2 separate regions of the Homo sapiens genome follow, and region 2 is linked to region 1. A link is an interaction called in ENCODE POLR2A ChIA-PET data of the cell type or tissue named here. Cell type or tissue: GM12878. All regions are shown on one strand. Links, peaks and the distances in the headings refer to the core of each region. The heading gives the core; the rest is flanking DNA.

Evidence for each region. ChIA-PET counts read pairs that join two places held together with the same protein. Peaks named below come from ENCODE experiments on the same cell type or tissue, not always from the same donor. Only the 100,000 strongest peaks of a DNase experiment are listed, where the experiment ranks them.
Region 2: POLR2A ChIA-PET joins it to region 1 with 11 read pairs; 7 of 35 experiments call an interaction of 5 or more read pairs at or near these places.

The regions. Positions count from the first base shown.
Region 1 is chr2:64,932,158-64,944,507 of GRCh38, forward strand. It overlaps LINC02245 (long intergenic non-protein coding RNA 2245), which reads right to left and starts at 290. Exons shown (of 3, transcript NR_036586.1): 1 at 188-290. RefSeq lists enhancers at 665-804, 845-914, 955-1,104, 5,984-6,539. In GM12878, for the core only: a CTCF peak has its summit at 7,676; DNase peaks (open chromatin) are centred at 5,794, 6,668 and 7,624; H3K4me3 peaks cover 4,405 bases; H3K27ac peaks cover 3,752 bases.
Region 2 is chr2:65,041,486-65,053,835 of GRCh38, forward strand. It overlaps LINC02576 (long intergenic non-protein coding RNA 2576), which reads left to right. Exons shown (of 3, transcript NR_183398.1): 3 at 10,895-12,257. Among named protein-coding and RNA genes, the nearest start is that of CEP68, 8.8 kb to the right of the region's middle. RefSeq lists a silencer at 8,984-9,156. In GM12878, for the core only: no CTCF peak of the experiment used is centred there; no DNase peak of the experiment used is centred there.

The DNA.
Region 1 (12,350 bases), core at 2,837-7,836:
CCTGCCTGCCTCCCATTCTTCCTTTCAGACCTTCCTTTGAAGCAACCTTGTCTAGGAAGGCTTTGCAACCTGAACTCTTCCTCCTTAGATATTTATAGCTCTTTGAGCTCCTCTATTAATTATAACAAGGTAGTAAGTGACAGAACATCTGACACCAGATGGCTCAAACAAACGAAAAGCACCCTACCTTTGGAAGGTAGATCCACATTCAGGCATAGTCGGATTACAGGATCAGAGCATAGCCATCCAGATTCTGTATCTCTTCCTCCATCTCTCAACTCTAGGTTACCTCTCTCCTCGGGCAGCCCCTCCCCTCACAGCTGTAAGAGCATCGGCAGCTTCTTGGGCTGCATTTTTTCAGGGTATGGGAAAAGAGGAGGAGTTACTATATCAACATCCCCAGAGGCTGAAAATGCCCCTGACTGGACCACTTTATTCCATCGCTGTGGTCAGGAGGTTGTGCAGGGCCATGAGGCTGCACAGGTGGTTGTTATGCATTGCATGACACCAAGAGGTGCCATTCACATAGTCTGCAACACAGCTACCGGACCGAGCACACCCTTTCACCTCTCTGGGTCTCAGTTTCATGAGTCAGATAAGAGTGACAAATCTGAGGTCTCCTTTAGTCCTACAGATCTACCATTCCACCATTCTGTGACCTCCTCTGTTGAAATAGTATTTTAGTGGTTTGGCTATCTTTCCATGAAGAGTTCTTAAACTCTCTTTTTATCTATGTTCATCCCCCTCCAGAATAACAAGTGGGTGGTAAGCTTTTTTAAAAAGAGGAAGCAGAGAAGCCCAAAGAAATTAAGATGTAAAAATAGTACATTGTGAAAATTCTCAGTTCCGTGTTACCACTGGTCATATCTATTTGGCTGGACAAGTTATAATGTAGTCGCCATTTGCTGAGTGTTTGTTACATGCTTGCTTCTAAATGTTCCTTGTGTGTTACATCTTCTAGTTTCTTCTGGTGACCCCCATGGACTAGATGGTACTGTACCTGTTGTTCCCATTTTATAGACAAAGAAAGTAAGCCCTGGAAAGTTGCTCGGGGTGCATGTTCACCGAATGGTGGCATCTGGATTTGAACATATGTTTGCTGGGCTTCACATTTCTCTCTGACCCAACACACTGTGTCACTCCTTCGTCAGAGTCTCTGCTGGAGTTCATCGAGTCTCAACTGGGGGCTCTAGCCCAAGGGAGTGATGTACTTGCTGGTTCACAGGAACATGAGTGTTTTTAAAAGGAAGATTCAATTTTAATATAATTAATAATTATAAATAATAACAATTTTATATTTGGAAATTTTTATTTTCTGACAAAAGTATAGAAAGTAAAATTCAATAAAATACTCTTGGCTGGTTGCAGTGGCTCATGCCTATAATCCCAGCCCTTTGGGAGGCCAAGATGGGTGGATCACGAGGTCAAGAGAGTGAGATCATCCTGGCCAACATGGTGAAACCCTGACTCTACTAAAAATACAAAAATTAGCTGGGTGTGGTGGCACACGCCTATAGTCCCAGCTACTCGAGAGGCTGAGGCAGGGGAATCGCTTGAACCTGAGAGGCAGAGATTGCAGTGAGCCGAGATCGCACCACTGCACTCCAGCCTGGTGACAGAGCAAGACTCCATCTCAAAAAAAAAAAAAATACTCATGGCAAGTGGGGACACACAGACAAGAGAGATGCTTCTTCATGTATCAGAACCTTGGGTCAGGGATGACCTTTGAGACTTGTATGTCGATCTGAAGAAGAAATTGTTTTTAAAAAGCTGAAAAGCACAGATCGATACAATAATGGGCAGGTCTTATTTTAGTTAGTATCTGTTTCAATTCAGTCTCTACTTTGCTGCCCAGGGCTGTGTGTATGCCACTAACCTTTCCCAGGGAGTGCTGGTCAACCAGGAGAGCAGGCTGGATGTTGTAGGGGAGCCCTGCCTCTCCAGGCAGCAGCAGGTAGGTCAAGACTCAGACAGCCTCTCTTCCAAGCCTGGCTTCCTGGATCTTTGTCCAACCCTAACGTGTGATGGGAGGTACACAATGCAAAAATAACCAAAGAGACCTAACTGGGTTGCTGCTGAAAACAAGGGCTTTTTCATATGAAGATGTCACATTAAGGAAAGAATACCATGCAAGCTGATAGACGACTGTTCCGCAGGAAGGTGGAACCAAGGTGGTCCCTGCTTGTCCATGCATGGGGCACCATCTCTTGGTGTTTCTAGAGTAATGAATAAATGTTCTTGTATTCCAGTGAGTTTCCTAGTGGATAGTTCACTGACCTGTTTATTTGCAGGCCTAGATTCTTCTGTGTAAAAATGGAGACTTCATTTTGCCCTTGGCTTGAACTGGTGCTCAATACCCACAAGTCCTACATGATTCTGTCTACAAACTCGGTGGCGGTTGTTGGTGTAGTCCACCAAGTGTTTTTAGTACTCCACCTGGAACATGGAAAGATTATACTTCCTCCCCCCTTGAAGTTGGGTGTGGCCACATCATTTGCATTGGTGAGCGAAGGTGAATGGAACTGAGGTGTGTCACTGCCAGACAGGAGCTAGTGCAAGATTCATTCATCTTGCTCATTCTGGCAAAGCAACCAGCAACAATGGAGGCAGGGAAGCTCCATCAGCTTGAGTGACTCTGAGTGATATCTTGACATCACTCTGAGTGACTCTGACAAGCACAGCCTCCTTGTGGACTCCTAACGGACATGCAGCATGAGAAATAAATCTTTGTTCCTTTAAGCCACTATAATATTGGGATTATCTGTTACTGATACATAATCTAGTCAATGCTAACTGACACAAACTCCTGCTCCCTCCAAGAATGGTACCACCCCATACCTCAGTAATTAATAATCCACTGTTTTCCTCTAATTCATCACTATTTCATGCATTTTAGGTTTGTGCCTACAACTGAACTGTTTGAAACCAAGCCTCACATGTTATGCTTCCATATCCTTCACAATAGTAGAGTGTAATGGCTAAGTGCACTGGGTTTAGAGTCTAGCAGAACTGGGTCCAAACCCAGACCTATTCAGTGTGACCTTGGCCAAGTGATTTAACCTAGAGGAGCCTCGGTTTCCTTATTCCTAAAATGGGGATAACAAGGCAGCCATCCTAGGATTGCCAGGAGCTTGGGATTTATTAGATCCCTGGGACTTAGCAAGAAGCCTGACGCAAAGTACGAGCCTAATGGTTTAACTTCAACAGTGCTGAACACACATGAGGTGCTGACTTGCTGTGTGATTGGTGCCTCCTTTTGATGAGCAGAGTCTTCCAACTTTGGGCCCACAACCATAGCAACTTATAAGTCCCCCCTTAGAACTAATAAGCCCTCAGATATTTGGAGACAGCTCTCATGAGTACCATTCAGACATATTCTTGTAAAATAACATCATCAATCAAAACCACAATGAGATACCACTTCATATCTACTAGGATGGCCACAATGAAAAAGACAGACAATAACAGGTGTTGGCGAGGATATGGAGAAAGTTGAACCCTCATACGCTGCTGGGAGAATGTAAAATCATGAAGAAGTTTTGACAAACAGTCTGGCAGTTCCTTCAGCAGTTAAGCTTAGAGTTATCATATGATATAGTTTGGATGTTTGTTCCTTGCAAATCTCATGTTGAAATTTGATCCTGGTGTTGGAGGTGGGGCCTGGTGGGAGGCGTTTGGGTCATGGGGGCGGATCCCTCATGAATTGCTTGGTACCCTCCCCATGGTAATGGGCAAGTTCTCACTCTATTAGTTAAGGCAAGATCTGTTTGCTAAAAAACAGCCTGGCACCTCCTCGTCTCTCCTGCTCACTGTCTCACCATGTGACATACCTGCTCCCCCTCCACCTTCTGCCATGAGTAAAAGCTTCCTGAGGCCTCACCAGAAGCTGAGCAGATGCCAGTGCTATGCTTGTATAGACTGCAGAACTGTGGGCCAAATAAACCTCTTTTCTTTATAAATTACCCAGCCTCAGGTATTTCTTTATAGCAATGCAAAACAGATTAACATACCATATAGTATAGCCCAGCACTTCCACTCCTAAGTATGTACCCAAGAGAAATGAAAACGTTTCCACACAAAAACTCACATATGAAAGTTCATGGAAGAATTATCCGTAATAGCCAAACAGAAAAAAAAACAACTCAAATGTCCATCAACTGATGAATGGTTAAACAAAATGTGATACATCCATGCAATGGAATATTATTTGGCCATAAAAAGAATAACACAAGCTAGAATACGGATGAATCTTGAAAACATTATGCTAAGTGAAAGAAGCCGGAAACAAATGTTCCCATGTTGCATGACTCCATTTATATGAAACGTCCAGAATAGGCAGGTCCACAGAGACAGAAGGTTGTTTGCTGGGGGCTAGTGCTGTGGGATCAGGAATTAGGGAGTAATGGCTAAAGGGTGTGGGGTTTCTTTATGGGGTAATGAAAATGTTCTGGAATTCATGGTGATAGTTACAGAACTCCATGGATATACTTTTAAAAACCCCTCTGATTCGTACATTTTTAAAAGATGGTTTTATGGTATGTGAATTATATCTCAATTAAAAAATATATATCCTCTTCCACAAAAGCACAGGTGGGTACCTGTCCGCATGGAAAACTTTTCTTAGGGCAGGACATTAAGACATTCATGCAGCATGTGTCTTTAGAAACTTACAACAAAAGGTGGCAATGAGTTCTGCCCTCACCTGTGAAAGGTAAACATCCTTTCTCCAGAAGAGCCTGCTAGCCAGGAAGGGCAGCTTGGAGCCTCTCACAAAAAGTCTGCAAGGAGCAGCCCAGTCCTGACTTCTCTGGGCACCTGGGAGTTGGATTCAGCATTCTGTGCAAACACACACACTTGGCCAGAAAGTCCTGAAGCCAGTTTCTTGTATGGACAACAGAGGAAGGTGCGAGGAGTGCTGGAAGTGAGGGGCCTGAAGGAGGACACAGCCAAATAAGATGAGACTTAGCTACACTGAGGTTGTCCCTGTAAGTCAATGGTGACCACTCTAAGGATAAGCCAGTAAGTCAGTGGCCAGCTTTCCCACTCTGCATATTTCTCTTACATTCCAGGTGACATCACCTGGGGTAGCAGACAACACCAGTTGCCAGTAGTTCTCAAAGAATGGTCCCTGGTCACTGGCATCACTGGGAAACCGGTGAGGGAGGAAACTGAGAGGAGGAGCAAAATCTCAGTTTGAACAAGCCCTCCAGGCAACTCCAGTGCACGCAAAGTTTGAAAACCACTGGCCTGAGGTGGGCAGATCACTTGAGGTCAGGAGTTTGAGACCAGCCTGGCCAAAATGGTGAAACCCCATCTCTACTAAAAATACCAAATAGCTGAGCATGATGGCCGTAATCCCAGCTACTCATGGGCTGAGGCAGGAGAATCGCTTGAACACAGGAGGCGGAGGTTGCAGTGAGCTGAGATCATGCCACTGCACCCCAGCCCAGGTGACAGAGCTAGGCTCCATGGCAAATAAAGAAAAAAAGAAAAACCACTGGCTTACACTCTGGCCGTGGTCACCTCTCTTCCTCATTATCAGAACCCTGGCTTTGCTTGGGAAAGTGGGAATCAGGACCACATGCTCAGGACAGAAGAGAGACAGACAGGGACTCAGGGCCACTGAGAGCACAGAGCTGCTGCACCTGCCCTGACCCACACACCTCTAGTCTAGGCTTGTGCGGTTGGGAAACTTAAACCCCTAATTTGCTGAAGCTGCTATTTTCAGATTCCTGCTATTTACAACTGAATCCATTCTCTACCAGTGAACCTGGGGACAGGAAGTTCTGAAAACACCAGGTTTGTCCTGGTTGGAGAAGTGTGGGATTTTTCTCTTGCAGGAACCAAGCACATGGGCTGTCGTACACGCGAGGGGCCAGGGTTCAGAGCTAGATTTCTGGTTTCAGTTTCTCTGCAGGGCTGGGGCAGGCCAGCTGGGCCAGGCCATGGGTGAAGTGGGCGGGCTCTGACCAGAGTGCCAGGGGTGCCATCCCGGGTGCCCACGCCCTGCCCCCCTGCTTCAGCCTTAGCTGCTTTCTCCCAGGACCTGGCAGTTGACAACTCTCCCATGACAAAAAGTCTGCGCCTGGGTGGCTCCAGGGTCAGTTCAGTGACTCAATAACATGAAGCACGCTGGCTTTTTATTTTTATTTTTGTATTTTTTTGAGACGGAGTTTCGCTCTTGTTGCCCAGGCTGTAGTGCAATGGCGCAATCTTGGCTCATGCAAACTCCACCTCCTGGATTCAAGCAATTCTCCTGCCTCAGCCTCTCGAGTAGCTAGGATTACAGGCATGCACCACTATGCCCAGCTAATTTTGTATTTTTAGTAGAGACAAGGTTTCACCATGTTGGTCAGGCTGGTCTTGGACTCCTGACCTCAGGTGATGTGCTTGCCTTGGCCTCCGAAAGTGCTGGGATTACCGGCGTGAGCCACCACACCCAGCCCCTAGCTTTTTATTTTAATTCATTAATTAATTCAATAAAGATTTGTTGAATACCTATTAGATGCCAGGTGCTGCTCTAGGTGTTGGGGAATGGACCAGGGTGCTGCTCTCTGGAAGTTCACATTTGTGCATGTGTGAGAGTGATTGCGGGTCAGCATGTGAGTGAGAGAGTGTGTGTGCATGTATCAGGGAGCGTGAGTGCATATGAGTGTGAGAGTTTGTGTGTGAGTGCATGTGCGTATGAGGAAGTGTAAGAGTTTGTGTGTGAGAATAAACAAGTCCTTAAAGTGTAAAGTGCTAATATGCACTCTGAAAAACAATAAGGCAGGAAAAGGGAATAGAACGATTAAGAAAGGGGTGCATTAGAAAGAGAGTGGTCAGAGGATGCCTCTCCAAGGTGGTGACATTTACACAGGGAGCTGAAGCAAGTGGGTGAACAGGCCAGGTGTGGGCTGAGATCACTCCAGGCTGAGAGCATCCCAGGTGAAGCAGAACAGCTAGCGCAGAGGCCATGAGGCTGGAGCGTGCTGGAAACATTCAAGGATCAACAAGGAAGCCAGAGGTTGGCTTGGAGGGAGGGAGGGGGAGAGTAAAAGGATGAGATCAAAGAGGCAGTGGGGAGTCAGATCACATGGGGCTTTATGGATGTGGAATTTTATTCGTGGAGAGGGAGGGAGTCATCAGTGGGTTTTGAGGAGAGGAGCAATGAGTTCTGACTTCCAAACAGAGTCATCCTCACTACTGTGCACAGAACAGCCTGAGGGACGCCCACCATCCTCTGCTCCGCCATCCTCAGTGTTTTCACTTTACCTTTAGACTTCTGTCCTCCAGGTCACAGGATGGTTGCCATGGCTCCAAATGTGACACGTACACCTCACTCACGTCCAGGCTGCTGAGATCCGCAGATAAAACCAGATCACACCACAGATTTATGTTACTGTGAATTCACTGACCCCAGCCTCACTCCGCTCTCAACATTGCCTAGAAAACCTCCTCTATTTCCCCGGCAAGATTGTGCCCTTTCTCCACAGCAGCTATTTCCAATTATCATCATTTTCTTCAAACCTACAATACCACTACTCTCCCCTCAGTAGATGGTCAAGCTCTTATTTCGCAGAAAAAACAGAAACCATTAGGTGGAAATCCCCTCAGCTGCCACCAAACCTATCAGGAGGATCTTGTCGGCATCTGCCTCATCGCTCCTGCTTCCTCCGTGAGAGGCAGCCCTCGCAGGTGTAGAGGCAGTCCCATACCACCCCCTCCAGCACATTCTCAGGGATGCATCCTATTGCTCACCTCCTCTTTCCCTCCTGTGTTTTCAACATCTCCCTTCTCTACTGGCTTCTTCCCATCTTTTCCCCAGTCTTAAAAAGAAATAAACAAACAAATGCTAAGTTAGAGACACCAAGCACAAAAGGTCACACACTGTAGGATTCCATTTATTTTTTATTTTCAATATTTATTTTTTTGAATTTTAGTAGAGATGAGGTCTCGCTTGAACTGAGGTTAAGTGATCCTCCCGCCTCAACCTCCCTGCGTGCTGGGACTACAGGTGTGACCCACCACACCCAGCCAGGATTCCATTTATATGAAATATTCAGTACAGGTAAATCCATAAAGACAGCAGATTAGTGGTTGCCTGGGGCTGAGGGGAGGGGGATGGGGAGTGACTGCTTATTGTGTATGGAATCTTTTTTGCAGATGATGAAATGTTTTGGAACCAGAGAGAAGCGATGGCTGCACAACACTGTGAATGTACTCAATGCCACTGTACGCTTTAAAATGGCTAATTTTGACTGGGCGCGGTAGCTGGCACCTGCAATCCCAGCACTTTGGGAGGCCGAGGCGGGCTGATCACTTGAGGTCAGGAGTCTGAGACCAGCCTGGCCAACATGGCAAAACTCCATCTTTACTATACATACAAAAATTACCCGAGTGTGGTGGCAGGCGCCTGTAATCCCAGCTACTCAGGAGGCTGAGGCAGAAGAATCGCTTAAACCTGGGAGGCAGAGGTTGCAGTGAGCAGGGATCAAGTGGGGGCTGCACTCCAGCCTGGGTGACAGAGTAAGACTCTGTCAAATAACATAACAAACATAACATAACATAACATAACATAAAATATTTAATTTTATGTTATGCAAATTTCACCTCAATAATAATAAGAAACAGACTCACAATGTCATATTGTCTTCAGACACCTCAAACCTAATATGCTTAAAATTCAGCTCACCAACTGGCTCCTCACTCCCTATTTCAGTCAGTGGTGTCAGGTCCACAATGTGTGGCCATACAGGTTGTAGCCTGCACAGAGGCCTCTAGCCAGGAGGAGTGTGGGAGACAGAATCCAGCCTATGCCACTCATAGGATGTCACCTTGGCAATAGCTACTCCTGCTCAGCAGGCCCTGTTTCTAACTCTCACAAAGGTACCTTAAGGGCTGGAAGTGGACTGGAAATAGAATTGCATGGCCCACCATTGTCGTGCGAGGCAGACACCTGAGCCTCATTCTTGACTTTTCTTTGAGCACACAGAACCATCACCCACACCATCCAGTCAGTTACTAAGTCTTGTCAATTCTTCTTTCTGTCCTCCTCCCTCCAATGCCACCAACCTGACTGGGCCACCATTATCTCTCACCTGCAAAGGTGGAGAACGCAGATTTCCCATCCCTGTGCTTCTAGAGCTAACACGGCCAACTCACCTGGGGTGAGAGGTGTCCATGTTCCTCCATTAGGTGGAGCTCAGCAATGGAAAGACCATGATAAGTGCCGGGGACTCAGCCTCTTCTTCCCCTCCTCATCCTGGCCAGAGGAAGGCAGTGATTCTCCAGAGAAGACCCAGATGGATGCCTGGGTGGCTGCCCAAGGCCTAGACTGGAGGGAACCATTGGGCAGGGAGTGACTGGAAACCCATTTGGCCCTCACAACAAAGGCACATTTGCTAACTGCTTATTCAGGAATAAAGGTGAGGTTTGACTTCCACGAGGAGGCCATCTGTGTCTATTTCTCAAACTGCTTTCACAGTGAGAATGAAAACAAATAATAATAATAATAACAATAATAATAAAGGGAGCCTGGATTACTAGTCTAGACTTTTCAAAAGGTTTTCTTTTCCATGTTCTACATAATAGCCAAAGTGATCCTTCTGACATGCAAATCCAATCATTCTGTTTCCCCTGAACAAAACCATATCCTGGCATCTCATTGCCTTCATGATAAAATCCAACTCTTTAACAGGGCCTGAAGTACCCTTGGTGATCTGGTCCATGTTTAGCTCTCCAGACTCAATTCTCACCACTTCCTTCCTTGCCCTCTCTGCTTGTTGGGCAGCCATGGAATTGCACCATCGAGGTCTCCGGCTGCAGGGAGCAGTCAAGTGACAGCCACAGTTCCCGCCCTTCAGGATCCCTCACTGCATCCCTCCAAAGCCACACGTCCCCTGAGCTAATTCCAGCCAAAGGCTGAGCATAACACGGCACTAGCTTCTGCCTGATGGGGAATTCCTCTGAGGGCCAGCTTTGGCTCAGGGACTCCCCATCTGCCTGGCCAAAACCTTCTTAGAACCATGCTGCAGTCTGAGACTTTCCTCTCCAATCATCCTTCCTGCCCTGGCTCCTTCCATGGGGTCAGACCCACATCATGATTCAGAAGCTCCAGCAGAAAGCTCTTCCTTTCGCTGCCTGCTCCTCCTGCTCTGTTAATGAACATGCCTGTCATACAGAACTACCTCCCATCATGTTCTGCTCTCCTCCCCTGGTTTTGTACATGCTGCTCCCTCTGCCTGGAAGATTCTCTCTTCTCTCCCTGACCCTTTCCCTGGTCAATCTCTATGCATCCTACAGGATCTAGCTTAGTGGTCACTTTGTTCACCCAAGACAGGCATTGATGGCTCACCGTGGCCCAGGCATTGTTCTGGGAGTGCACTGGGGATGCAATAAGGAATACAAAATAGGTAAAGCCCCTGCGTTCACCAAGCTTACTTTGTGGTGGGTAAATGGTCAATAAACATATTTTTCAAAACAGATCCACAATCCGCTGGTAGAAAAGATCAGTACTGTAAAGAGAATAAAGCAGCATGAGGGCATGGAATGGAATGATAAAGGCGGCAGGGTGGGTAGGGATTGTTTTAGACAGAAAGATTGGAGAAGGCTCCTTGTGGAGGTGATGCCTGAGCAGAGTCCTGAATAACATGAATGAGTGGGTCATGGAGCCATCTGGGGGAAGCTCTTTCCAGGCCAGGGGAAGGCATCCAGACAGCAGAGGGCAGCTGCAGTGGCCTGCCGCCCATGGCTCTGGGGTGGGTGCCCCTCCTGTGGGCTCCTGCAGCCACTCTTGCTTCCCTAGCAGAGGGCATATGTACTAGTTAAGGGAAACTGGTTGACTGGTCTGCCTCTCCTTCAGACAGCCACCCGGTGAGGACAGGACACTTGCTCGTCAGCCTAACTGGTTAGTACCCTATCCCCTGAGCCTTGCACAGCTCTCGACATGCAGTAAGTTCTGATGGCTGAATGCGTAATTACAATAATAGCTGTCCGTTCATGGAGCACTTACGGTGTGCCTGGCTCTGTGCTGAAGGTTTCACTCATACTTTCTCACTTAGTATTCCTAACAGCAAAGTAGGTAGCATTATCATCCCCAGGTATACGGCCACAATAGGCTATTCACACTTTCTCTGCCAGGCCCAAGGAAACAGGCACAGAGAATTTAAATCACGTATCATGGCTCTACAGCTGAAAAGTGTATTTCAAGATGTATAAAGGCTGGGTGTGGTGGCTCACACCTATAATCCCAGCACTTTGGGAGTCTGAGGTGGGAGGCTTGCTAGAGGCCAGGAATTCAAGACCAGCCTGGGCAAGATAGTGAGACTCTGTCTTTACAAAAAAAAAAAAAAAAAGAAAAGAAAAATTAATTAGCTGGGCGTGGTGGTACACGCCTGTGGTCCCAGCCGCTCAGGAGGCTGAGAGAGGAGGATCACTTGGGCCCAGGAGTTTGAGGCTGCAGTGAGCTTTGATCACACTCAGAGGCGTGAGGTGCCCCCAGCATGGTATGATTTAGAGGGTGGAATTCTAACAGAAGGCTCCTAGCATTTTAGTGTCAGAAGGGACATTTAGAAGATCCCATCCCATCCGCTGCACACAGGGACGCTGAGTCAGAAGGCTGAGGTGACTCTCAGGCTGCCTTACTGTTTGCTCAAGCTTAAACTTGACAACAAGGATTACAAAAGCCATTTGATCAGAGGCCTGGCACTGCTTAACTGAAATGAGAAAACATGTTGCCGTAAGGATGATTATGTAAAGGGGGGATGCGGTTCCCAGACTGGCCTTGCTCGTGTCTGCTGGAGCCCTGCCACAGTTACTCCAGCATCCTGCCCACACTGGCAAGCCCCGGCAGCCTTGGCCTGCTCTTTGCCTTAGCGTTGCCATGCTGCTTGCTTCAATGCCAACTGGCCCCATGTGCCGGCCACTCCCTGCCACTTTGGCAGTTCCTCTGGTGCTCCTGGCAGTGCCAGGCATTATGCCATGGTTCAGGCTTTCCCCACCCCTGGAGCAAAAGAAATGTGCAAAAGGCCCATCGTTCTTACCATGGGAGAGGATGCATTCAGCCCCATCATTTTACAGCAGTGAAAACTGAGTCCCGGAGGGATGACGTGACTTGCCCAAGGTTCCAAAGCTGGTTGGGGACAGAGCCTAAGCAAGACTCTTGTTCATGGTTTCTTCCTCCTTTGGGGCCTCTGCCTCCTCTCTGGCTCTCCTCTCTAGTGATCCCCATGCTGCTTCCCTCTCCAGACCAGAAAGCTGTCTTCCTGTCCTCGCCCAAGGCCCCAGCATTAGTCCCAGCCGCCATCCCTCATGCCCCATCACCTCCTCTCTCAGCCTCTGCTCTGCTCTGCTCTGCTCTTGCCCCTCCA
Region 2 (12,350 bases), core at 2,940-7,939, 110 kb after region 1:
TTAATCCTTACAGTTCTTTGGTAGGCATAAACGCTACTATCCTCATTTCACAAATAAGGAAATCTAGGCATATGCGCTCAGAGAGTTTTAACAACCTGCCCAAGGCCATGCAGCTAATTAGTTGGGACAGTTGGAATTTGAACTTGGTCAGTTAGATCCAAAACACAGGCATTTACCACCAAGCCACATTGCCTCTTAGTTGATAGGATTTTCATCTACTCGATTTTCAACTGGAAATTAGTAAGGGGATCTTGATTGTTGCCTCCCCTTCACTTCTTCACCCATATGCAGAGATGGGTTATTGATAGCACCTCCTGAATGATAGGGGATTTTATCCCTTTCTCTCTCCCCATGGCCATAATCTCAGTCTGGCCCTTCCTCGCATTTCATATGAAATATTGCAACTGCTTCCCATGAGGTTTCCAGTGTTTCCCCCATCCCACTCCACTGAAGAGAGGGTTCTAGTTTTAAAATCCAAACCTGAAAAGACTCAATCAGTTTAGGCCATACATGTGGCATTTAAGCCACATGTATCAAGATGCTTAAAAATGTCTATACCCTTTCAATCAGTAGTTCTACTTCTGTGAATCTATCTTTAAAAAAAAAATTCCTGTATATAAAAAAGTTATATGTACAAAGATGGTCAGGCAGTATTATTGATGTAGTATAGCTATTCCTTATAAAATTTTTAAATTTCCATTACGAGGCTGGGAATGGTAGCTCCCATCTGTAATCCCAGGCCTGTGGGAGGCCAAGGAGGGAGGACTGCTTGAGGCCAGAAGTCTAAGATCAACCTGGGCAACATAGTAAGACCCCATGTCTAAAAAAAAAAAAAAATTAAATTAAATTAAATTATAATAGCCAGGCATGGTGGCATACACCTGTAGTCCTAAGCTAAGGCAGAAGGATCGCTTGAGCCCAGGAGTTTGAAGCTGCAGTGAGCTATCATCATGCCACTGCACTCCAGCCTGGGACAGAGCAAGACCCCCTCTCTAAACAAAACAAATAATAAGGCCGGGAGTGGTGGCTCATGCCTGTAATCCCAGCACTTTGGGAGGCCGAGGCGGATGGATCACAAGGTCAGGAGTTTGAGACCAGCCTGGCCAACATGGTGAAACCCCGTCTCTACTAAAAACACAAAAATTAGCCAGGCGTGGTGGCGCGCACCTGTAATCCCAGCTACTCAGAAGGCTGATGCAGGAGAATTGCTTGAACCCAGGCGGCAGAGGCTGCAGTGAGCAGAGATCGCACCACTGCACTCCAGCCTGGGCAACAGACCGAGACTCTGCCTCAAAAAAAAGGAAAAAAGAAAAACAAATAATAATAATAATAAATTTAAACCAACTTAATTTCTACTCCAAACCCAACAGGATTTTCTACTTCAGGCCATCCTTCAAGGTCCTAGGAAGACCCTGCAGTTATAGATCATTACTGGTCACTGTCAAGGCCACCAGGGCCCAATTTATCTGGTTCCCTCAGTTCTAACAGCCCACTAGCTTTCACGCCACCCTTGGGACATATGGATATTTGGTGAGGCTGGGAGCCCTGTAACTGTTCCTCTCTGAGATCTGACCACTCCCCTGGGGTGTTGTCAGAGGGCAGAGCACAGGTCCCAGCTATTGCAGGACCCTGGACCCCTCCCCTGGCTTGGAGCAATCTTTTACCCTGGGGGAAATCCACCACTGCCTGCTAGGGTTTCCGTCAGAGCTGCTTCCTGTCTCCTCTCCCTCCAGTACACTGTACACTCAGACACATCAGGGGACTTAGGCTTTTGAAAACAAAGCCAGGAAAAGAAGTGTTTTGCAGGCAATTTCTGCCTTCAGCCTGCCAGCTCCTGAGGAAAGTAAAACGAAGCCTGCCTGAGGAGGAAAAGTGGGGAAATACAAGAGGAAATTCCACATTTGTAGCTCAAAAAGTTATCCTACCTCAAGATGCTTAACAATGAGACAATGTCATAAGATGTGAATGTTGGACATGAAGTCTGTGGGTTGCACATAGATGTTGATGCAGCCTGCACCATACAGTTGGAAAATCTAATTCACTTCACCTACTCATTCCAGATGCAAGTTTCCAAAGTTCTGGTGAAAACGGCTGAAGGAATAGTGTTACAGCAACTGCCCTTGGCTTTTCCAGCTTTACACTTCCATGCCTATGGAAATCTCTTCCCTGTCTGTAGCTTTAAGCATTACATCTATATGATCGACCATCCCATCTTCATCTCCATCCCTGACTTCCTAACTTGAGCTCCATGTCTCCAACAAGAGAAAAGGCAGGGCCGGGCGCGGTGCTCATGCCTGTAATCCCAGCACTTTGGGAGGCCGAGGCTGGCAGATCACGAGGTCAGGAGATTGAGACCATCCTGGCTAACACGGTGAAACCCAGCCTCTACTAAAAATACAAAAAATTAGCTGGGTGTAGTGGTGCTCACCTGTAGTCTCAGCTACTCGGGAGGCTGAGGCAGGAGAATCACTTAAACCCTGTAGGTGGAGATTGCAGTGAACCGAGAACATGCCACTGCTCTCCAGCCTCGGTGACAGAGCAAGACTCCGTCTCAAAAAATAAAAATTAAAAAAAGACAAAAGGCAGCACCATCTGGGAATCTTACTTTCACTTTCATGCCCCAAATCAACTCATTGTCTTTACCCCAAATCAGCTTCCTCTGCAGATGTCTCATTCCATCAGTGAGGCAGGAGGGTAAGGTCCCAGCCAAGTTCTTTCCTCTACACTGCTGTTAGAAATGCTTGTTCCCCAGTGCCACGAAGAAACAGCACTCAAACATAAATTTAATTTTCTCAGCAAGGCAATTTTTACTTCTATAGAAGAGTGTAACTCGCGAATGGAGTAATGGCAACAGCACACCTGGACAGGGAAGGGCAAGGAGTTCTTATTCCTGAGGCAGGTAGCCCCTACTGCTGTGTTGTTTCCCTATTGGCTAGGGTTGGACCGCACAGTCTAAGCTAATTCCAACTGGCTATTTTAAAGAGAGCAAAGGTATGAGCCAGAGTGGCAGGGTGAGTAGTGTGGCAGGAAGGACGGTTAGGAACAGGTAACTAAAGGTGACTTAGGTCACAGCAGGTGACCAGGATGAGTCAGGATGGAGCAGGTGACCAGGGGAACAGATGTGAACTACTGATTAGGACTCGCGAGAAAGTTGTTTACTGAAACTAGAAGCAAAGGGGTGAAGAGAACCAGGAAGTTAAACTTTAAAATGGAGAATCAAAGAATAAGAGAACTGAACATACTGACATACTGATTCTTTGAAGAGAAACTTGGGGTCTACTATATTTAACAATCCCCCTTCTTGAATTTTTATAGTTCTTTCTCTTCAAACTTCCTTAACATGTCTTGGCTTAGCTGTTCTGTTTGATTCTCTAAAAGAAAAAGCTTCTCTGAATAAGGTGGAGGAGAATTAAGGGAGGTTTTAGTAAGTGCTGCCTGTATGAGTTTGTACACCAGCCCACAGATGCATGGTATGACACAACACCCAACAAGAATGAGTACACCTACTACGGCTGCGAGAGAAGTAAGAATCGAGGCTATGATTCCTTTCCATTTACCAAACCATTTTTCTAGCCACCTTGTAAAGGGATCATTTACCCCTGGGTTTTTGGCTAACTCACTAGACAGAGCGGTTAGACCTTGCAATGCCTTTGTTATACGTCCATCAGGGGCGGTGGTGTTTGGGATGAAGGTACAACCTTGAGTTTTAATCATGACGCAAACTCCTCTTTCTGCTAATACCGTGTCTAAGGCTCTTCTATTTTCCCAAGCCATCTGGCTAGTAGCCCCTAATCGCTCACCTATTCCTTTAACAGCATCTCTAATGTAGTTAATAAACCGCTGTTGGTTGTAATAAATGTAATTTACCTAATCTATGTTCTTATTAATTGTCACCCATCAAAATATTGACTTAAATTCTGCAGCTATTTGATCTCGGGCTTTAAATTCATCTGGTACTCCTCGTGGAGGTCTAATAGCATTTATATAAACATGGGAGTCAAAGGACCCATGTGAGGCACTTCTTTTTTTTACGCTTTTCTCTTTTTTTTTTTCTTCGTGTTGACGGAATGCTAGGGTAAAAGGGATGGCCAGTTGGACTAGGGCACAAGTGCTGCTCTAATTACTTGGCAGAGCAGAGTACCCAGCAATAGTTCCTTGCAATACCACCACACATCTGCTTGGAGATGAACAAGGGCAGACTGATTGGTAAGCTCTTGAAAAGGCTTGGTTTCACTGCACCCTGTTAAGTCTTCAAGGAATGCTAACTCCCCCCCCACCCCCCGCAGAGAAAGGCACGAGGTGAAGTTAACATCAGGGGCTGGTGGCAGCATGGCCCTCGGGGGCTGACCCACAGGGCTCTTAACCTCAGTGAACCGCAGAGAAAGAGTCTTGCATGACTCATCGCCCCAGGCTGTGGGGTTGTGGAAGAGAGCTACCATACAGCTCATGCCCAGTCCATGAGAGGACCACCCAACTGGAAAGCGGACAAGCTGGGTCTCTGGCCTGCCTGTCGCATAAGAGTTAACAGTCGCTTTTGTTAAGCGTGCGAACAGAATATTTAATCCATTCCAGCCAAGCATTTGCGTCCTGATACTCTGTTTCAGTTGCTACAGTTTGTTTTAAATCTTTAACCTCTACAACTACTTTGGTTTCATCATTGGGTAGATAACAAGAGGTTTGGTTAGCAGAGAAGTTAGGAGAGGGAGAAGGGGGTGCAGGAGGTGACAAGGCAATGAAGTGCATTTCAAAGGATCCTGAGACTTCTGCTCCTATGCCATAGAAGAACTCTGGGGAGCAGGGATGGTCATCTGTCCTCAGTTACATTGGTCTAGCTGACAATGGGGAGGGGTAACTCCTTTAGTAAAATGAATATATGGTTTTAAGAAACTGCAAGTACTAGTTGGGGCAGCCGATCCTTGCTCTTTAATATTTTATAGAGCATTGGACCAACTTTGGCAGAGAAGCTCTGCTCTAGGAGGACAAGATTTCCAGTTTATACTGGAATCTTCGTCAAACTCTTCTCAAACTAATTTATCCCAGTTAACAGATTTTTAGTCTGCAGAGCGCTAGGAAGGATAAAGATACTTTCCTGAAGTGGAGAGTTGCCTCTGACTTGGCAAGTCTCCATAGGGTATAACAAGGCAAGCATCAAATGTAATAGTTTGAGGCAAAATTGACTTGGTTACATTAATAACTAGGTGGTCAGCAATAGAGCGAGGAAAGAAGTCATAATCAAATGGATGAAAGAGAGTTAAATTTTTCTTAGCTTTAGTTTGGTAGGGTTTTCCCCTGGGACCGTGGCCCATGACTCTGGAGGGGGTGGCACTTTCCTGACTCGGGTGTGATGGGTCAATCCTTTTTCTGCTGTCCAGACTGCAGTTTCAGTAGTTAGGATCACTAGGTAAGGTCCTTCCCAGGCCGGTTCGAGCTTTTACTTCTCTCCAACTCGAGAGCTACTTCTTTGCAGCACCAGGGAACAAGCGTTTCTAACACTGCCCCCTTATAAAAGCCTCAAAATGCCTGTACAAGTCCATGACTTAGGGGTCTTAGGGGCTCCTTTGTGGAAGTTTCTCTGTTTGTTACCACCCCGCAGGCAAATAAACAGATTGGACGGAGCTTGGCCCCAAGGGCATCCAAGCTATTGGCCAATCCAGACCTTCTGACGTAGCCTAGAGTGAAAATCCAGACCAACAAGAACACCCTCTATTAAACAGTGACCAGCCAAACCATCAGATCATCTCTCTTGGGGCTTTAAAGAGACACAGACAGAGGGGGTTGTTATTGGCAGGAGGGTAAAAACGGAGACAGGAAGAGTCAGTAGTTGAGCTACCCTAATGAGTCTCCAGGCAAGTAAACTAGGTCATCAGGAACTCTGCTGATCTGATTCTCTCCTAAGCAGGGGAGCTTTCTGGGCAGTTGGGAGTAGAGGAGTAGAACAAAGTATAGCAGATGTTTCTCTTCTTTTCACTTTCTCCCCCCTCTTTTCCTTTTTCTTTTCTTACCAACCGCCCCCCCCCACCTTTTTTTTTCTTTTCTTTTTTTTTTTTCATCTACTCAGTGTCTGAATACCTCCCTATTTGAGAGACAGGGCCACAATTCCCACTGTGGAAGCTGAGAGGGTCAGGTACTTTCTGGCCTCACACCTTGGAAGCTGGAGCTTGGGCACATGATCCTGCTAGTGAACCAGAGACTCAGAATCAATTGAGAAATAACTTACTGCTGCAGCATCAAATGTTAGCATGACAGCACGTAGTATGCAGTGGCCATGGTGCCAACAGCAGTGTGTTCACCTGTCAGCACATAAAACTGCAAATCTACAGAAAAGTTGAAAGATTACAATGGATATAACCTTTACCTAGTGAATTAGTTATCTATTGCTGCAAAACAAATTACTCTAAAACATAGCTTCATGGGAAAAAACATTTATCATGCCAGTTGCCATGGGTCAGGAGTGCAGGCACTGCTTACCTGACTCTTCTGGCTTGGGGTCTGTCACAAGCTACAAATCAAAGTGTCAAGTGGGCTGCAGTCTCACATGAAGGCTTCACTGGGGAAGGATCTGCTTCCAAGCTCATTCATATGGTTGTCAGCAGGATTCAGTTCCTCATAGGCTATTGGACTGAGGGTCTCAGTTCTTCACTGGCTGTTTTCTGGAGGCCTCCCTCAGTTCCTCACATGTGAGCCTCTTCCCCATGGGGCAGCTCACAACATGGCAGCCCATCTCCATCTGAGCAATTGAAGGAGAGAGAATTCAATTATGGAAGGAACCTCCCACATGCTGTTTGCTAGAAGCCAGTCTCTAAACCCAGCCCTTACTCAAGGGAAAAGGATTACACAAGGTGTGAATTCCAGGAGGGAAGGTCAGAATTCACTGAGTGCCAACTTAGAGTCTGCCAACTACAGATTCATCAATTACTAACATTTTATCACATTTGCACGTGCTCCCCCTTAGATAGATAGCTACAAATACAGATATACAGTTTTGTTTGTTAAACAACCAAAATTAAGTTAAAGATTGATATGGTTTGGCTGTGTCCCCACCGAAATCTCATCTTGAATTCCCACAAGTTGTGGGAAGAACCTGTGGGAGGTAATTGAATCATGGGGGCAGGTTTTTCCCATGCTGTTCTTGTGGTAGTGAATACGTCTCACAAGATCTGACGGTTTTAAAGAGGGGAGTTTCCCTGCACAAGTTCTCTCCTCTTGTCTGCTGCCATGTGAGACGTGCCTTTCACCTTCCACCATGATTGTGAGGCCTCCCCAGCCACGTGGAACTGTAAGTCCATTAAACTTCTTTCTTTTGTAAATTACCCAGTCTCAGGTATGTCTTTATCAGCAGTGTGAAAACAGACTAATACAAAGATATTATAACATTTCACCTCTAATTACTGCAGCATGTATCTCCTAAGAATAAAAATATTTTTCCACATAACCACAATGCCATCACCGCCCCTCAAATTTAACAATTGTGCTATAATATCATCTAATATCAGCCCAAATTCAACTCTCTCCAGTTATCCCCCAAATACCTTTTATAGCTCTTTTTTTTCCTGCTCCACTATCCACTCAAGTTTCCTGTATTGTTTTTGGTTATTATCTATTTAGTCTCTTTTAATCTAGAACCATTCCTTCCAATACCATTTATTACTGGGTATTTTTTTCCATACTGTTGACATTTTTGAAGAGTTCAGGCCAATTGTTTTGTACAACTGTTGCCCACACAACAGGTGGGCTAGGTCACTTGGTAAGTAACAACCAATGGCCACAACCAAGGAGGATTTAACAAGAGGATTTTATTACTTACAACTAGTAAAAAGAACACTGGGTATAGATAGCTCCCAAAGCAATGCCTCCCTGAGCTCCAGGCTGTGTCAGGTTTTATAAGCATAGGGTAATGAGGCATGATCTGACTGGATCTTGCAATGAGGTAATGCCAAGAGGCATGATCTCACTGGATCCTGCTAATGAGTGATGCCAGAGCTCAATCTGATTGCATCGTAGATCCAGCCATGCAGTGTCAACTTCCTAATTCAGTCCCTGCTCCTCTGAGCACTTAGGTTCCCCCCTGTGGCTACACACTTGGTTCACCTGGGCCTGCTCAGGTTACATGACCTGAAGCTCCATTAGCAACTGAAAAACAACTCATAACTTTTGTTACATAAAAGTTGAACCAAACTGGTCTGGTGCAGCTACATAATATCCCATATTCTGGAGATGATTACTTCCTAATGGTGTTCATCTTATACCAGTATCTACTGTATTTCCTGTAAGCAGGAAGTTAGGTTAAATATTTTTGGAAAGAATTCTACTTAGGAGGCACATGTCTGGTAGTCCCATTATTGGTGATGTTTGATCACTTGGTTATGGTGGTAATTGTTTGATCTTTCCATTATAAATGCATAATTTCCCTTTTGTAATTAGTAAATAATCAGTGGGGCAATACTTGGGAGTCTGTGTGAATACCTTGTTCCCAGAAACTTTTTTCCCAATAGTTTTAGCATTCATTAGTAATCCTTATCTTGGTTAATTGGTTAATTATTACATTTGAGTTTCCAAAAGGGTAATTGTCTAATCTAACATTCCTCTTACAGTTATCACTCTGTAAAGATGAGCTTTTCTTTTTCTCTCTTTGTTTTCTTATGTTTTGTTTGAGATTGACTATGGACCATGATTTTCAAAAAATTATTATATTATAATCAATTATAATTATAGATTACAAATATTTATTTTACATTAACATTTAATACATTTATTATATATTTATATATTATGTTAAACATATTTATTATATAGTACTATATATTAATATACTTGTTAATATATTTAATATATAAACATATTTTAAATATAATCATATATTAAGCATATATACTTAACTATATACCTAATTATGTTGAAGTTAATTATACATTTAAGTATATAATTATCTCAAATATACTTAAATACAATTATACTTAAAATGTAATTAAATCGTAATTAACATTATTTTTTATTTGCAGATTGTCCCAAATTTGGCCAATGAAAAAGTCCTTCAAGGCCAGGTGTGGTAGCTCATGCCTATAATCCCAGCATTTTGGGAGGCTGAGGCAGATGGATCACCAGAGGTCAAGAGTTTGAGACCAGCCTGGCCAACATGGTGAAACCCTGTCTCTACTGGAAAAAAAAAAAAAAAATTAGCCGGGTGTGGTGGCAAGTACCTATAACTCAGCAGGCTGAGGCAGGAGAATCACTTGAACCTGGGAGGCAGAGGTTGCAGTCAGCTGAGATCATGCCACTGCACTCCAGCCTGGGAGAAAGAGCAAGACTCTGTTTCAAAAAAAAAAAAAGAAAAAAAAAAAAAAGTCCTTCAAGTTGACTTCTATATCTTTTTTTTAAAAAAAACAGCTTTATTGAGATCTAATTTCCCTACCATACAGTTCACCCATTTACAGTACACAGTTCTATGGTTTTAGTTTATTCAGAGTTGTGCAAGCATCATCACAGTCAATTTTAGAACAATCAAATTTAGTTCATTACCCCTAAAAGAAACTGTTACCCATTAGTGGTCACTTCCTATTCCCCTCAACTCTTGCAGCCCTAGGTAACTGCTAATCCACCGTCTCCATAGATTTGCCTATTCTGGATGTGTCATACGAATGGAATCATCTATGTGGTCTTCTGTGACTGGCTTCTTTCACTTGGCATGTTTTCATGGTTCACCCACATTGTATAAAAATGTCCGTCTACATTCTGTAGCATTGATTTTACTGCCATTTTAACATTCCATATTATGGATATACTGTATTTTACTTACCCATTCATCAGTTGATGGGTATTTGGGTTGTTTCCACTTTTTGGCTCTTGTGAATAATGCTGCAATAACCAATCATGTACAAGTTTTTGTATGAACATACGTTTTAATTTACCTTGCATACATATATAGGAGTGGAACTGCTGGGTCATATGGTAACTTTATGCTTAATCTTTTGAGAAACTTCCAGACTGCTTTCCAAAGGGGCTGTATTATTTGACATACTTTTTCTTTTTCCTTTCTTTTGAGACAAGGTCTCACCCTGTTGCTCAAGCTGGAGTGCAGTGGCACGATCACAGCTCACTGCAACCTTGACCTGCTGGGCCCTAGCGATCCTACCATGTTAGCCTCCCAAAGAGTTGGAATTACAGGTGTGAGCCACTGTGCCCAGCCTCCATTTGACATTCTTACCAGCCATGTATGAGAGTTCCAGTTTCTCCACATCTTCATCAACACGTTACCTTTTTTATTATAGCCATCCTAGTGGCTATAATTGTGGTTTTGATTTGCATTTCACTGAGGCTAATGATACTGACTCAGTGTTTCTCAAGGTACCTTTGGTCCCAAAAATTCATGTTTTATTTTATATCCAGAAAACTATCTTCAGTTATAGCTTTCTTTCATTGTTATGTTTCTTTTCTTTGGAGACTTCAATGATGCATATGTTAACTTCTGTCTATCTTCTATATCTCTCACTTTTTTTCTAATATTTTTCCTTCTTTTCCAAATTTGTTTTGGGTTCTCTTGGCTGTTTTAAATTTATTTTCAATGTTCCTTCTTGACTTTTAAGGCTAACCTATTTTCCCGTGGACACAATGTAATTTAGTTTCCATATCTCAAGATTATTTTGGCTTTTTCTTCTACTTCTTTCCTGAATTTCATCAGTTCTCATTTTATAGTTTTCTGCTTTGTGTCCATTTCTATTTTGAGTTTTTTAATGTCTGATTTTTGGTATTCTTTATAGCTACAGCTGCTTACTAAATGATATTTAATTCATATGAAGAATACTGTTAGTTTTCCTCTGCTTTTTGGCTGTTGGATGGAATTGTGGTTGGTGGAAAGAATTTTCATTAGTTAAAATGGTTTTTAATTTTTTTCTTGTAGTTACTTTATATGGATGTTGGTTGCTGTTCTGTTTAGTTCAAAATACCTCGGATCTGACCAGGTGTGGTGGCTCACACCTGTAATCCCAGCAATTTGGGAGACCAAGGCAGGTGGATCAACTGAGGTCAGGAGTTCAAGAACAGCCTTACCAACATGATGAAACCATCTCTTCTAAAAATACAAAAATTACCCAGGCGTGGTGGTGGGTGACTCTAATCCCAGGTACTTGGGAGGCTGAAGCAGGAGAATCCCTTGAACCTGGGAGGTGGAGGTTGCAGTGGGCCAAGATCGTGCTACTGCACTCCAGCCCCAGCTGGGTGACAGAGTGAGACACTGTCTCAAAAACAAAACAAAAACAAAAACAAAACAACCTGTCAATATCACTGGGGAAAGAGTTTGTCAAACTCCAAGGCAATTTTCAGTGAGAATGACACTAAGTTTCAGACTTCAGGGCAATAGGAATGATGTCAGACTTCAATTACATTCCCCATGAAGAACCAGACAGCTAGAGTGTCGCTATGTACTTTTAAAAGATGACTGAGGATGGAGACAAGTGAGTTGGCAGACAGTGGCAACCTCTGGAAGACAGAATCTTCTCTGCTGGTTCCCAGGCTGCTGCTCCGAAAGTCCCAAAACACGCACCTGGCCTCTCCTGCATTCCCACTGGCTGCACCTTGCTCCTGCCCAGAATGAAATCTGGCTCCTGGCCACCAAGCAAGAAGCCACCAGCTGACCAAAATTTTTAATTAAAAAAAAAAAATTAGTTCAAGTGCCCACTGGGAGACAAAACTCTGAACCAATGACCAATAGTTTCTTCCACAGCAGAATATCATTGCTGGTAACAATGGGTGTGGTATTTCTCAAATCATACCTAATGATTCTTCTCAAAATTTATACTTTGCTTTTCCTCAAACCAGCTGGTTTAGATATTTTAGTACAATGCTTTCACCAGAACCTACAACAATGGTTCCTATTAACTGAGAACTGAAATTGATGTGGTCTCCTCATGCCACAGGTCACATGTTGTTTGGTGACTGATTTTGACTCTCAGGAGGAAGTGGGGTTGCTGTTACACCACGGAGGCAAGAGGAGCAGTAATAGAACACAGGAGATCTCCTGAGGCACCTCATCACTCTCATGCCAGGGCACAAGTTGATGGCAATGTACTGTACCACCTACAGACAAACTACAGACAACCTACCTACAGGCAACCTCCTCAAGAACAAAAGCTTGCTTAACCCAACCAGGCAAAGAATCCTGGCCAGCTGAGGGGTTGCGTGAAGGAAAGAGGGACCTGGAATGGTTAGCGGAGAAGGAAAATTGTAAATGACAATAAAGCTTCATTACCAGTTACAAAAATGAAGATCGTAACCTCTAACAGTATTTCCCTTCTTGCTGTATTATATATAAATGGAGTTTTTAGCTATTGTCCTTTTCTTTCATTTCCTTTCTTTTC